Linked DNA regions of Homo sapiens: region 2 is linked to region 1. Evidence: chromatin loops called from intact Hi-C (ENCODE). Cell type or tissue: sigmoid colon. All regions are shown on one strand. Links, peaks and the distances in the headings refer to the core of each region. The heading gives the core; the rest is flanking DNA.

What was found. A loop is a pair of places that touch in the nucleus more often than their neighbours do. Peaks named below come from ENCODE experiments on the same cell type or tissue, not always from the same donor. Only the 100,000 strongest peaks of a DNase experiment are listed, where the experiment ranks them.
Region 2: it touches region 1 in a loop (2.4-fold over the local background); 1 of 110 quality-filtered maps calls a loop at or near these places.

What each region holds. Positions count from the first base shown.
Region 1 is chr9:95,338,016-95,345,847 of GRCh38, forward strand. No RefSeq gene overlaps it. Among named protein-coding and RNA genes, the nearest start is that of FANCC, 24 kb to the left of the region's middle. RefSeq lists enhancers at 3,492-3,993, 4,280-4,781. In sigmoid colon, for the core only: a CTCF peak has its summit at 3,785; no DNase peak of the experiment used is centred there.
Region 2 is chr9:95,447,947-95,453,395 of GRCh38, forward strand. It overlaps PTCH1 (patched 1), which reads right to left. Exons shown (of 24, transcript NM_000264.5): 21 at 1,895-1,994; 22 at 1,123-1,377. Among named protein-coding and RNA genes, the nearest start is that of PTCH1, 59 kb to the right of the region's middle. RefSeq lists an enhancer at 1-585. In sigmoid colon, for the core only: no CTCF peak of the experiment used is centred there; a DNase peak (open chromatin) is centred at 2,875.

The sequences.
Region 1 (7,832 bases), core at 1,749-5,748:
GTTGGGATGACTTGCCTAGCAGAGAGGAGCTACTCTCTGTACTAGGAGCTGAACACTCATCAGGACCCCTTGGCTGTGAAAGGAGCTGCCCCTGCAGGTTTTCTCTGAGCTGTTCTAGCACTCAATAAAGCTCCTCTTCGTCTTGGTCACCCTCCACTTGTCTGTATACCTCATTCTTCCTGGTCACAGGACAAGAACTTGGGACCCACCAAATGGCAAGACTAAAAGAGCTGTAACACAAACAGGACTGAGACATGCCCCTTCTTCACCACATTGTGGGGGAAGAGAAGGAACAAAGGGTCGCTGTGGCCCTTCCAGGATCCCAGACCTAGGAGCTTCCCAAGCCAAGGCTGTGACTCCCTCTTTGGGGCCCTGCGGTCCCTGTTGTCTCCAAGCTTCCAGGCGCCAACATGTTCCCCAGTGCCAGTCTGGCTGCAGCCTTGCAGAGAACCAGCACCCATGCTGGCACCTGGAGCTGACCAACCAGCTATAGCAGCTGGCATGTCTGTGTGCGGTGGCAAGATCCCACGTTCACTTACACACCCCTCACCCTTCCACACCTGACTCACCCTTGGCAGGCATGGCATCCAGGCCAGTAGCGTGAGCTGAGCACAGCCTGCCAGGCTGAGTGGGCAAAACGAGCCCAGCAGGCCCAAGCAAAACTCAAGCAAAGGTGCCACAGGCCACAGAGGCTTCTGGCCAGAAAAACGACACCCCGAAGAGCCCATAACAATTTCACATATCATGGAAATAGCATTTTGAAAATTATTAACATGATTTCTCTTTTGCCTTTCCAAATCTCAGAGGCATTCTTTAAAATGAGTGGAAGGAGATTTCGATTACAAAAGAATACCCAGCGAAAAAAATGAGGTAACTTCTCCAGGTTCAGGACAAGAAAATGCAGCTGAATGTATTTATCATCTTCTTTTTTGGTGAGGGAGGGGTAGTTATAAACAATAGAAATCTATTTCTCACAGTTCTGTATGCTAGGAAGTCCAAGACCAAGGCAACAGCAGGTTCATTGCATCTGTCAAGGGCCCTGCATCCTCATAGATGGTTGTCTTCTCACTCTAACCTCACATGGTGGAAGGGGCAAGGGCTCTCTTTTAGGCCTGTTTCATTAAGGTCACTAATCCCATTAATGAGGGCTCTGCTCTCATGACCTAATTGCCTCCCAAGGGCTTCACCCCCTAATACCATCACCTCGCAGGTAAAGATTTTAACACACGAAGTTTGTGAGGACTTAAACATTCAGACCATAGCAACTCGTGGGTTGCAAAACCAGATCTTGAACCACCTTGTAACTCTAAGGCTACTGGTCGTTTTAATGCTCCAAACCGTGGCAAACAAATAAATTTAGTTTTTTGGGGTTTTTTTTTTTTAACTTTTTTTAAGAGACAAGGTCTCTTAAATCCCAGCACTTTGGGAGGCCGAGGCGGGTGGATCATGAGGTCAGGAGATCCAGTCCATCCTGGCAAACACAGTGAAACTCCGTCTCTACTAAAAATACAAAAAATTAGCCAGGCGCGGTGGCCGGCGCCTGTAGTCCCAGCTACTCGGGAGGCTGAGGCAGGAGAATGGTGTGAACCTGGGAGGCGGAGCTTGCAGTCAGCGGAGATCGCGCCATTGCACTTCAGCCTGGGCGACAGAGTGAGACTCCGTCTCAAAAAAATAAATAAATAAATTTAAAAAATAAAAAATAAAAGAGATAAGGTCTCACTCTGGTTGCCCAGGTCAGAGTGCAGTGGTGAAATCATACCTCACTGCAGCCTCGACCTCCTGGGCTCAAGCAATCCTCCCACTTTGGCCTGTCGAAGTGTAGGGATTACAGGTGTGAGGCACTTCGCCCAGCCTCTTTTTAAAATTTTTAAATGCATTTTTTAATTGACAAATAGAAGTTGTGCCTATTTATCGTGTATAACATATTGCTTTGAAATATGTATACATGGCCGGGCACAGTGGCTCACGCCTGTAATCCCAGCACTTTGGGAGGCCGAGGCAGGCGGATCACGAGAGCAGGAGATCGAGACCATCCTGGCTAACACGGTGAAACGCTGTCTGTACTAAAAATACAAAAAATTAGCCGGGCGTGGTGGCGGGCGCCTGTAGTCCCAGCTACACGAGAGGCTGAGGCAGGAGAACGGCGTGAACCCGGGAGGCGGAGCTTGCAGTGAGCCGAGATCGCGCCACTGCACTCCAGCCTGGGCGACAGAGCGAGACTCCGTCTCAAAAAAAAAAGAAAAAAAATCTGTCTCTGACAAAAAAGATAAACAACTCAATTTTAAAATGTGCAAAGGGCATAAATAGACATTTCTACAAAGATATACAAATGGACAATGACCACATGAAAAGATTCTCAACATCACTAATCATTATGGAAATGCATATCAAAACTGTAATGAGGTCAGGTGAGGAGGCTCACACCTATAATCCCAGTACTTGGGGAGGTCGAAGTGGAAGGATTGCTGGAGCCCAGGAGGCTGAGGCTGCAGTGAGCAGTATTTGTGCCACTACACTCCAGCCTGGGTGACAGAGTGAGACCCTGTCTCAAAAAAAAAGAAAAAAAAAAAAAAAAGCAGAGGAAGAAAAGAAAAAGAAAAACCCACAGTAAGATACCACTTCACACCTATTAGAATGGCTATAACCAAAATAACAGTATTGGTAAAAATGTGGAGAAATCAGAACCTCATACATTGCTGGTAGGAATATAAAGTTGTTCAGATGCTGTGAAAAGCAGTCTGGCAATTCCTCTAAAAGCTAAACATAGAGTTACCATATGACCCAGCAGTTTCACTCCTAGGTATACACTCAAAATAATTAGACATAGGGACTCAAACATTAAGGTTTATTGCATCATTATTCACATTAGCCAAAAGATGGCAACAACCTTTGTTTCTACTCACAGGTGAATAGATAAATTAAATATGGTATATACATACAATGGAATATAATTCAACCATATGTAAAGGAAAAATAAAATCCTAAGCTCCCCAACCAACTGAACTGATCCCCTCTTGGCCAAAGGCACCCCAGAGAAATCTTAAAAACCGAGTTCCCTGCCATGAAGGGATGGGAGGTTGGCCATGCCTCGTTATACACCCCCGCCTTGTGCAATTTAGACACAACTGACCAGCATTCACGTGAAAATGGAGCTCATAAGACTGACAGAATGGACTCTCTGTGGTATAAGGAACCAAATTATAAGCAGGATCTAAGGCCATGCCAGGTGAGGGTTAAATCACTCACCCCTACACTTAAAAAATAAACTATATTCTAACGGCCATGAATTCTTTTCTTTTTCTCTAGCAGTTAAACAAGCACTGGCCTTGAAATAAGCAATATTAAAACAATTTGCAGCTCATCCACAGCTGACAGCCAGGCAATGACCGCCAAAGTCCCAGTCCCACACCCACTCTCCCATTCCACCAGCCAGAACCACAGCTGTGACTGGACAAGAGACCAATTTTAGTAACTTTCTCCTGATAAGAAGACCACCAGCCATGGCTTGGTTCTGGCCGGTTTACAGAGGCTGCACACGTGAGTGCCATCCTGTCCCTGCTTCACTTTCTGATATATAGGGACTAATTGTAATGCATTTGAACATTAAGTCTCCACCCCAAAATGAACACAGGTCACATGTAACATGCATGTTTGCTTATCACATACAGGTGTGACTCCCCTCATGAATATTCATAGCTCATCTTGTGGCCTGTTGAATATGTATGTTTAACCAACCAGTTCAGCATAATGTTCCTGCCCCAGCCCCTCCTTCTTCAAAGTGCCTGCTAACAATCTCAGCCAGAGGGCACCCTTCCCAGCCTGTCAGAATGACCACTTCGCACACTGTAAGCCTTTATAAGAAAGTCTCCTTCCCAAATTTTAGGATATGTGATTTTAGGCCAGGTGCAGTGGCTCAAGCCTGTAATCCCAGCACTTTGGGAGGCTGGGGTGGGAGGATCACTTGAGGTCAGGAGTTTGAGACCAGCCTGACCAACATGGTGAAACCCCATCTCTACTAAAAATATAAAAATTCGCTGGGCATGGTGGAGCATGCCTGTAATCCCAGCTACTTGGGAGGCTGAGGCAAGAGAATGGCTTGAACCCGGAAGGTGGGGGTTGCAGTGAGCCAAGATCATGCCACTGCACTCCAGCCTGGGTGACAGAGTGAGACTCTGTCTCAAATAATAATAATAAGAAGAAGAAGAAGAAATGATTTTAAGTTGACATATCAAGAAGAACAAAATTCTGATACATGCTACATGGATGAATTGTGAAAACATTATAAGTGAAATGAGCCAGATACAAAAATGACAAATTTTTGACTCCTTTTATATGAAACATCTAGAATAGGCAAGCTCATAGAGACAGGAAGTAGATTAGTGGTGACCGGGTGCTGGGGGGAAGGAGGTAACTAGGGAAATTTCTATTTGGGGAGTTGAAAATTTTTAGAAATAGGTAGTGGTGATGGTTGTACAACACTGTGAATCTAATAATGCTACCAAATTGCACACTTAAAATGGTTAAAATGACTAATTTTATGTTACAGGTATTTTGCTACAATCTGGGGTTCCCCACAGCAAACTGGTGAATCGAAAGTTGATGGTCGGAGTGAGTCGACAGAAAATGGACCTGTAACTGCTGGGCAGGAAGATGGAACGGATACATAGAACAGGCCCTGTGTCTACAGCCAGTGGAGGCCAACGTGATGACAAGTCAGAGAGGGTGACCCCAGACTGGGACCAAACTGACAGACCGAGCACGGGTCGGGGACATCCAGGCAGCCTGCAAACAGTCAGGGCAGGGCCCCTCCCCAGAGGCCAAGAAGTGGAAGGTGCCTCCGCGGAGACCCAGCCCTTCTGCGTCACCACAGGACCTGTGTGAGGCACACTCTACTCCCCTTCTCTCAAGATACCGCCTCGGACAGAGAGCAAGGGGGATGAAGGATAACTGAGAAAGGGAATATTTGTATCTATGAGAAGACTGAGCAATAACTAAAGACACTGATGAGATTAAGGGAACATGCTACAATCTTTAAACCAGATAGAACTAATAGTTAATTTTTTAACTCCCTTTCCACCCCTGTGCCATTGAACCAATGGGTGGAGGCTCATGACGAAGATCAGATTAAACTGAGTCAAAATAAAGAAGATGCATTAATTTGGTGGTATGTCCTCACTCCTGTTAAACATTTTACACGAATTGTGTCAGATGCCCCCTCTTTTAGCTTCTGTGTGCTTTTGTTCTGAGGCTCAGGCCCTGCTGTGACTTGCTTTGGAAAACTGGGCTCCTGGAGCCTGCAGGCTGCAGACTCTGAAATTGTTCTGTTGCTTTGTTTCATCCCCTTCCCATCCTTTTCCCTCTATCTCCTGACTGATTTCCTTAGGGAGCCCCTCCTCAATAAATGCCTTGCACACAAAAGCTCATCTCAAGGTCCATTTGTGGGTAACCCAGCTAAGATACCCATTTTCTCTGCATTCACAAGCTATACTATGACATAAACCTTTCAATCTTGCCATATCTGCTATGTGACTGAGCCCTGAAAGTTATTTGTGTGTGTGGCCCCTATTCTAGGCATTCTGCCCTGTTTGTGGGAAGCACTGAGCCAGCTCTGTGGTGGGAGCACCTTGGGGAGGGACATTTTGAGCAAGGTCAGAAGGACCAGTTAATGGGCAGGATCACAGAGGTGGGCCCCTACTTCCTTCCTCCTCGTTTTAGACTCCCCATCCCCAAACCCCAATTCCACTATTATATGTTGGACTTCAGTCTGGTCCAGGAGCTTAATAACAAGGTAATCTCTGCAGATAATCCCTGTGGTTTAGAAATAACTCTCACATACACTGTCTCACTTTATCTCATGTTTTAATCTCTGTGGTGAGGGCAATACTCATTCCCATTGACAGACTATGAAACAGATGCTTACAGAGTAGAAATGATCTGCTCAGTGTTGCACAGTTCAAAAGTAGGAGTCTGTTAATTCCAAATAAAACAAAACCAAAAAGCCCACAAACTGTGTTTCCTCTGCTCTCCTATGACAACAATCAACACAGGATACTTCCGTGATCAGTCGTGTGGGGTTGCCGCTACACATCAAGCTAGTCATCAGTTCTGCAGAAGACACCAGCTGGGTGTCCTATAACTCAATTCTGATATTATCTTCCTGGAGATAGATAGCCTCAGATCCCACAGGTTGAGAACTCTGTCCCGTTAAGACCCCCCTTCTACTCCGGAACTTCGGACCAGTTCCAAATTGGGGTTCCCATGGCTCCCTTTCTGGGCTTGATTAATTTGTGAGAGCAGCTCACAAAACTCAAGGAAACATGTTACCAGTTTTTTATTTGTTTGTGTTTTTGAGATGGGGTCTCACTCTATCTCCCAGGCTGGAGTGCAGTGGCATGATCTCCGCTCACTGCAGCCTCCGTCTCCCAGGTTCAAGCGATCCTCCCACCTCAGCCTCCTGAGTAGCTGGGATTACAGGCATGTACCACCACAACCAGGCTTTTTTTTTTATTTTTTATTTTTTGTATTTTTAGTATAGGCGGTGTTTTACCATTTTGACCACGCTGGTCTCGAACTCCTGACCTCAAGTGATCCACCTGCTTTGGCCTCCCAAAGTGCTGGGATCATAAGTGTGAGCCACCATGCCCCGCCGTCACCAGTTTTTTTTTTTTTCTTTTTTAACAAAGGATATTACAAAAGATGCAGATGAAGGATGCTTAGGGCAAGGTATGTGGAAAGAGACAAAGAGCTTCTATGCCCTCCCCAAGTGCACCAACCTCCAAGAACCTCCATGTGTTCAGCTATCAGGAGGCTCTCCAAACCCTGTCATACTGGGTTTTTATGGAAGCTTCGTTATGTAACCATGATTGATTACATCATTGGCCACTGGTGATTGACTCAACTTTGTGGGAGGTGTCCCTCTCCCCTCCCCAGAAGTCAGGGGGTGGTGCTGAAAGTCCCAATCCTACCCCTGCCTTGGTCTTTCTGGTGACCAGACCCATCTTGTAGTTATCCAGGGGCTGCCAGCCTCCAGTCAATCATTAGCATACAAAAAGTCAGCACTTTGGAGATTCTAAGAATTTTAGGAGCTGTGTGCCAGGAAATAGGGTTGAAGACCAAACATATATTTCACAATATCACAGTTTCTCAGTCCAGTATTTTTTCATCTTAAACTGATGACAGTGATAAGAATGAGCTGATGGTGATTTAGGCTGGACCTCGGGTCCAGAGAGTTCCGTTTCCTGCTTCTAGTGCAAACCATTGTTGGTCCTTTCAGGCTCCATCTTGTTTTTATTTATTCATCAATTCCCTTTTATCCTCCATTCTCCTCTTGCATTCCCCTGATCTCCCATAAGAAGCTATGCTATTCTAATATATTTAATATGCATCCTACTTTTTTTTTTTTTTAAGACAGAGTCTTGCTCTGTCGCCCAGGCTGGAGTGCAGTGGCACCATCTCAGCTCACTGCAAACTCCGCCTCCCAGGTTCAGGTGATTCTCCTGCCTCAGCCTCCTGAGTAGCTGGGATTACAGGCATGTACCACCAAGCCAGGCTAAATTTTGTATTTTCTTTTTCTTTTTTTTTTTTGAGACAGAGTCTTGCTCTGTCGCCCAGGCTGGAGTGCAGTGGCGCTATCTCGGCTTACTGCAAGCTCTGCCTCCCGGGTTCATGCCATTCTCCTGCCTCAGCCTCCTGAGTAGCTGGGACTACAGGCGCGTGCCACCATGCCTGGCTAATTTTTTGTATTTTTTAGTAGAGATGGGGTTTTACCATGTTAGCCAGGATGGTCTCGATCTCCTGACCTCGTGATCCACCAGCCTCGGCCTCCCAAAGTG
Region 2 (5,449 bases), core at 452-4,451, 110 kb after region 1:
GTAGCCCCGGCCACATTTCAAGTGCTCCACAGCCACGTGTGGCCGGTGGCTCCCATCCTGGAAAGCAGAGAGGGCATTTTCGTCACTGCGGAGGGCTGTGGCGGGCAGCCTGTTCCATCTGATTGTTAAGAATCTGGTCTCTGCGTCTCTATACAAAGCACAGAGCAACACAGTGGCCACATCAATCAAAAGGACCGTGACCAACTTCAAAGTCGTTCAGCTTGTACCTATTTTTAGGCTCCTGCTGAACAAAACCAGATTCACACTGCAGCTCAGCGGGCGTCGTCGCGGGGGGTAGGAGGAGGACAATTCAGGTTATTTGGTTGGCCTTTCTCTCTTTCACGGAAGGGCTGCTCTGGCCTGGGACTGGAATACCCATTTCCTGGAGGGACAGCAGGGGGCCCTCAGTGGAGCAACATCAGCCCAGAACCTTCCTTGAGTTTTCAGGGCTGAGCCCATCCCAGGGAGCACAGGGTGGAGGAAAGGACCCAGGTCCTTGGAGCCTCCGAGGAGGGGCTCCCAGGCTCCTGGTGACCTCCTGAATCACTGAAGGCTAAGAACTCAGGGGTGGTTCTTGGCCTCTCTGCTCTTTCCTGCCACCTGGAACATGAGCTTGGAGCCCCAAAAGCTATGGTAAAGTATTTAGACAATAATAATGAATGTTGTATCAAGGGCATTGAAACCTAACAGAAATGAGAGAAGGAAAAAACCTGACCTCTGTTGGCAATAAAAATACTACTAGTTTTAGAAAATATCACTCTCAAATGACATGCACCTTAAGAGGAAAAAAAAAAAAAAGGCAGGAATGCTTTATCTCTGGCCTTTGAAGCCCAAACTGTCCTCACCCTGAACAAGATAGATGCTACTGCTTTGTGCAGTGACATTACTGGCCCCTGCCCTTTTTATCCTTTATGAGATCAAACCACAGGAAGATGGCATTTGTATAGTTGAGAAAGAGTTAAATACTGGTTATTTCCTATGATTTGACCTAGTCTGTACCTTATCTCTGCATCCCATCTGCCTGTGTGATGTGCTGCTCAGCAGACAGGAGCCCCCGCTGGACCTCCAGGCCCACTACCACGGTGGGAAGACCCCTCCCCCTGGTTCTGCAGAGTCACTTACAGTGGAGTGGGCGAAGACGGGGTTTTCTGTGGCTTCCACGATCACTTGGTGGGCAGGGCCTCCCGCGCCCTGCTGGGCCTCGTAGTGCCGAAGCTCCTCGCTGAGGCCTGACACTGTCGTCTGGGAACTATACTCCGAGTCGGAGGAATCAGACCCGCTGTGCGTGTGGCCGGGCGGCATGGCGAAGCGGACCACGCTGGGGGGTGGCTCAGGGGAGGGTGTGGGCAGGCGGTTCAAGCCGTTGGCTGGAGACACCTATTTAAGGGGATTCCATGTTAAAAGTGTTCTTGTCCATTTACCTGCTGGCCACACTCAAAGCTCAAAGCACGGTATTTTTCAGGGGCCTCTGTTCCCTGCCCTGGGGCCCTGCGCACTGTGCCGTATTAACCTCCCCTTCTCTACCACCTGGAGGACCTTCAGGTCCCGCAGCTGGAGCAGAAGAACTGTCCTCTGCTCCACACTGGAAAGGCAGGATGTGTACTTTTTACTCTTGTGAAGTCCAATTATGCATCTCAAGGGGAAAGTCTTCATTTACTGTATAAAGATCTGTAAGACCCAGGCTGCCAATCAGTTGATTTAGAGGAACCAAACCGAACCCGCCCTCTAGCCCTCAAAGCCAGTACACCGAAGAGGAAAACAGACATGACTCTGAGATGTTTACTGAAGAACCACCAGCAAGTGGGGAGGCACCTAAGTATCGAAGTGAAGAGCGGCACAGGAAACACAGCATTCAGCCGGCCTACACGTGGGACATCCCCGTGTCACTACTGACCTCAGGATATGGTCCAAAGAAAGACAAAAGCACGGGAAGCAAAACCAGCCCATTGAGAACGCCGAGGATGGTGAGGATCGCCAGCACAGCAAAGAAATACCTGGGAGATCAAGAGGAAACGGGAACACGCGCTGTGACAGGGTGGATCGCGCCACCCTCCGTGTGCCCGACACAGCAGCATGGCAACGCCAGAAATGAACAAAACCCACCCCACTGAAAAGGCTGTTATCCAACCGCAGTTCACATTCAACACAAGGTGAGTTTTTGCTTTTTGTTTCTTTACCTTATGACTTTGAGGACTACATTCCACAACCCAAAGTGTTAGTTCATGAAGGGAAGAAAAAAAAAATTAGTTTGTTAATTTGCTGAACTCTGATGGCATGTAATGTTATTTATGAATGTGTTACACAAACACAAAAATATGGAATGCGACCTGAATGGCTGGGCAGACTGAAAGCACAAACACAATGCCGAGGGGCCCCGCTCGTGAAAACCCAGCAGAAGCAAACAAATGAAGTGAAGGGTGTAGAATTTAAACAATTTAGCCCAGGAGGAAAAGCAGCCCACTTCTGCAGGCTGCTAATCCACTGTGAAATGCTTCTGCATCTTACGGCAGAATCTCTAATTAAGTCTCTAGCATATCAGGTAAGGCTTTCCCTGGCCTTTCATTAATCACAACTTTCTGCCTAGAATTCTGTGAGTTCCAGTTTTACCAAATAGCTCCAATTGCAACCTTTTTAGAACACAGGAACCAGCTTTCTGCAAAGAAAATGCTGCCCATTCTGTGGGAGCTGGGGCATTGTGCTGGGTGAGGGCACTCCACAATGGCGGGGCTGCTCTGCGGGCCAATCTTTTGTTGAACAATTTAGCATCTCTGAATACTCTTGTTTTGCGTCAGCCAATTCAAACATAAAGGCCGCAGCACCATGGCAGAGGAGGAGAGTGCAGAAGTAGTTCTGCTTTCCCACCATTGAGGGCTAAGGTCTGGAATCCTTCATGAATACCAAGGTAAACCTGTCAGCCAGGGACAGCCTCTGGCAGACACTCTGCATGGCTGGAGGGCACAGACTCCACGCAGGGATGCGTTTCTGGAACTAATGATTTCTAGGGCAACTCTGATGGAAGTGGGCTGGGGTAGGGGAGAGGCTCAGGATGTTCTGGGAAGGGGGGGGCAAGATATCTATCTGTTAATGGTCCTCTGGTTCATAAAATGGAACAGGCAACCAGTGCTGCCATGTCTATATATGTTTTGACATCAGATGAAAGGAGAGAGAATCCCCATAAAAATACAAATACCTCACAGCTATTGTAAACACTAGAAACTTCTGAACTACATTAGTAAAAACCAAGCAGCCAATGTCTTGGTCTAATGTAAACTGCTGGAACTTTCGGCTGGGGCATGTATCAGCAGCCACATTAAGACATTTGCATCCCATCCATCTAGCTGAAGCATAAACAGGCCAATTAGATTTCTGACGGCTTAGCATATACAGTGTCTGCTCATTTATTTGACCTTGGTGAGGCCTTTATCAGGTTAATCCATCCCATCCTAGAAAATGGGAAGCCCTTTTAAGTGCTTGAAAGAGGAACCCTGATATTTCTGGGCGGGAACAACCCCGGCTGAGAGGAGAGCGCTGGGATTCCAGCTGCCAGGTTTCCAGCTGGGGGCTCTAATTCAGGCTAAGTTTCCTCATTCAGCATCCCCCACAAGGCTGAGCGAGACCCTCCTGTAACTCATGAGACCCCAGCACACCTTGCATTTCCCCTGGTTTTGCCTGTGAACTTGTCTCTCCCCTAAAAGACCTTAGGCTACACAGAGGGATATGGGGGTCCCCATTATTTGCTGTTGTGCAAATGGCACTTATGGGGTGCTTGTTATATTTGTGTTAAACGAGAAAGTAAATATGCAAAAGAAACTCTACTTGACATTGAGCTTTTATATCATAATGATAACGTTAGTGCCTGAAAAAGTGTATACTAAGAACAAAGGAAAAGCTAAAATCAAACTAAGAACTAAAATAAAACACAGACCAAAACATTTAACTCAGTTGGGCAACTCTCTACTTGGTATTGGCAAACAGGAATTTAGGAACTGGCTTGCTGGCTTAGCAGTAGTTTGTGCTGAGAAGTCTAGCTCCATGGACATTGCAGGGAGGTAGCTGGAGATGCAGACCCAGCCCTCATCCCACCTCCCGCCCCCCGAAATCGGCCCTGCACTTAGACCCTCAGATGATTCCTCAGCACATCGGTGTGAGAAGCGCTGGTCTACAGCGATTCCACTTCACCATTCACTCTATGCAAAAACTACAATAAGCAAGCTTGGCACTCATTCTAAGAAGGCGGCCTCCATGATGCCAAATTGCCCAGTGGGCTATGCCACAGGCCAACCAATGGACTCATCTCTTTCCCGTAATAAAACTTTGGCTAAAACTTCTAGTTGAAACCCTCTTCTTTTTACTTGAAGATAAGAAGCGTATCTCTCTCTCTGACACACACACACACACACACACACACACAACCTCTCAGTACTGAAGCGTGCCAAACAAACCAATCATTTCTCACATCTGGTTCTGCCCTGTCATGGTTCTAATCCTGGACTATCTTTTACTTATTGGTGATTCTGGCCTTAGAGCTCCATAAAGTAGCAGAGTTCTATCCAAGAGCAGGTCCCTCACAAAGCCATGGAGGCTGCTCAAAGAAGCAAGTGGTTTCCTCCTCTGCAGTTCTCAAATTCTTTTCAAAAGGAAAACTCACTGTTCTTTTATATTTCACAAAGTCATATTCTTAATTAAATCAACTGGAAACGACTTGCCTTGAGATCCAAACTAGGCTTAGATTCCCAAGAGTTGACACCAAAGTCCAATGCTAAATGCTTCCTAATTGTGGGGACTCGAATATGAAATCTGAGCACGTCATTTTCACTTCTTAAAAGAATAAAGTCAGGTGACAATTTTAGGTATTTTTAAGTTTTCCTTTCTACAGTTTGAAGGAGAGGGAGCGTAGGTCAAATGTGGCATTTCTTTCTGCAGTGTTTCTAACCCGAGACAATAATGGGCCACCTATTGGGTGATCCTTTGGCTTCAAGCTGCAGAGTTGTCTTTGCTGCCAGCCCCAAATCCTTTACCTTCTGTTTTCAAGATACTCCCCAAGACAGCTCTAGAAGAGAGCTTGTCTTTATACCTCCGAATATCTCTACGTTAACAAGTTCAAAAGAAAGCAGAGTCACGATGACGAGGTGCTGCAATCTACCAGATACAGAAGGAAATAAGCAACGAAGATCACCTGAGCTAATAACAATATTTTTTTTTTTGAGACAGAATCTCGCTCTGTCACCCAGGCTGGAGTGTAGTGGCGCAATCTCAGCTCACTGCAACCTCCGCCTCCCGGGTTCGAGCAATTCTCTGCCTCAGCCTCCCAAGTAGCTGGGATTACAGGCACCCACCACCACGCCCGGCTAATTTTTGTATTTTGAGTGGAGATGAGTTTCACCATCTTGGCCAGGCTGGTCTTGAACTCCTTGACCTTCTGATCCACCCGCCTCGGCCTCCTAAAGTG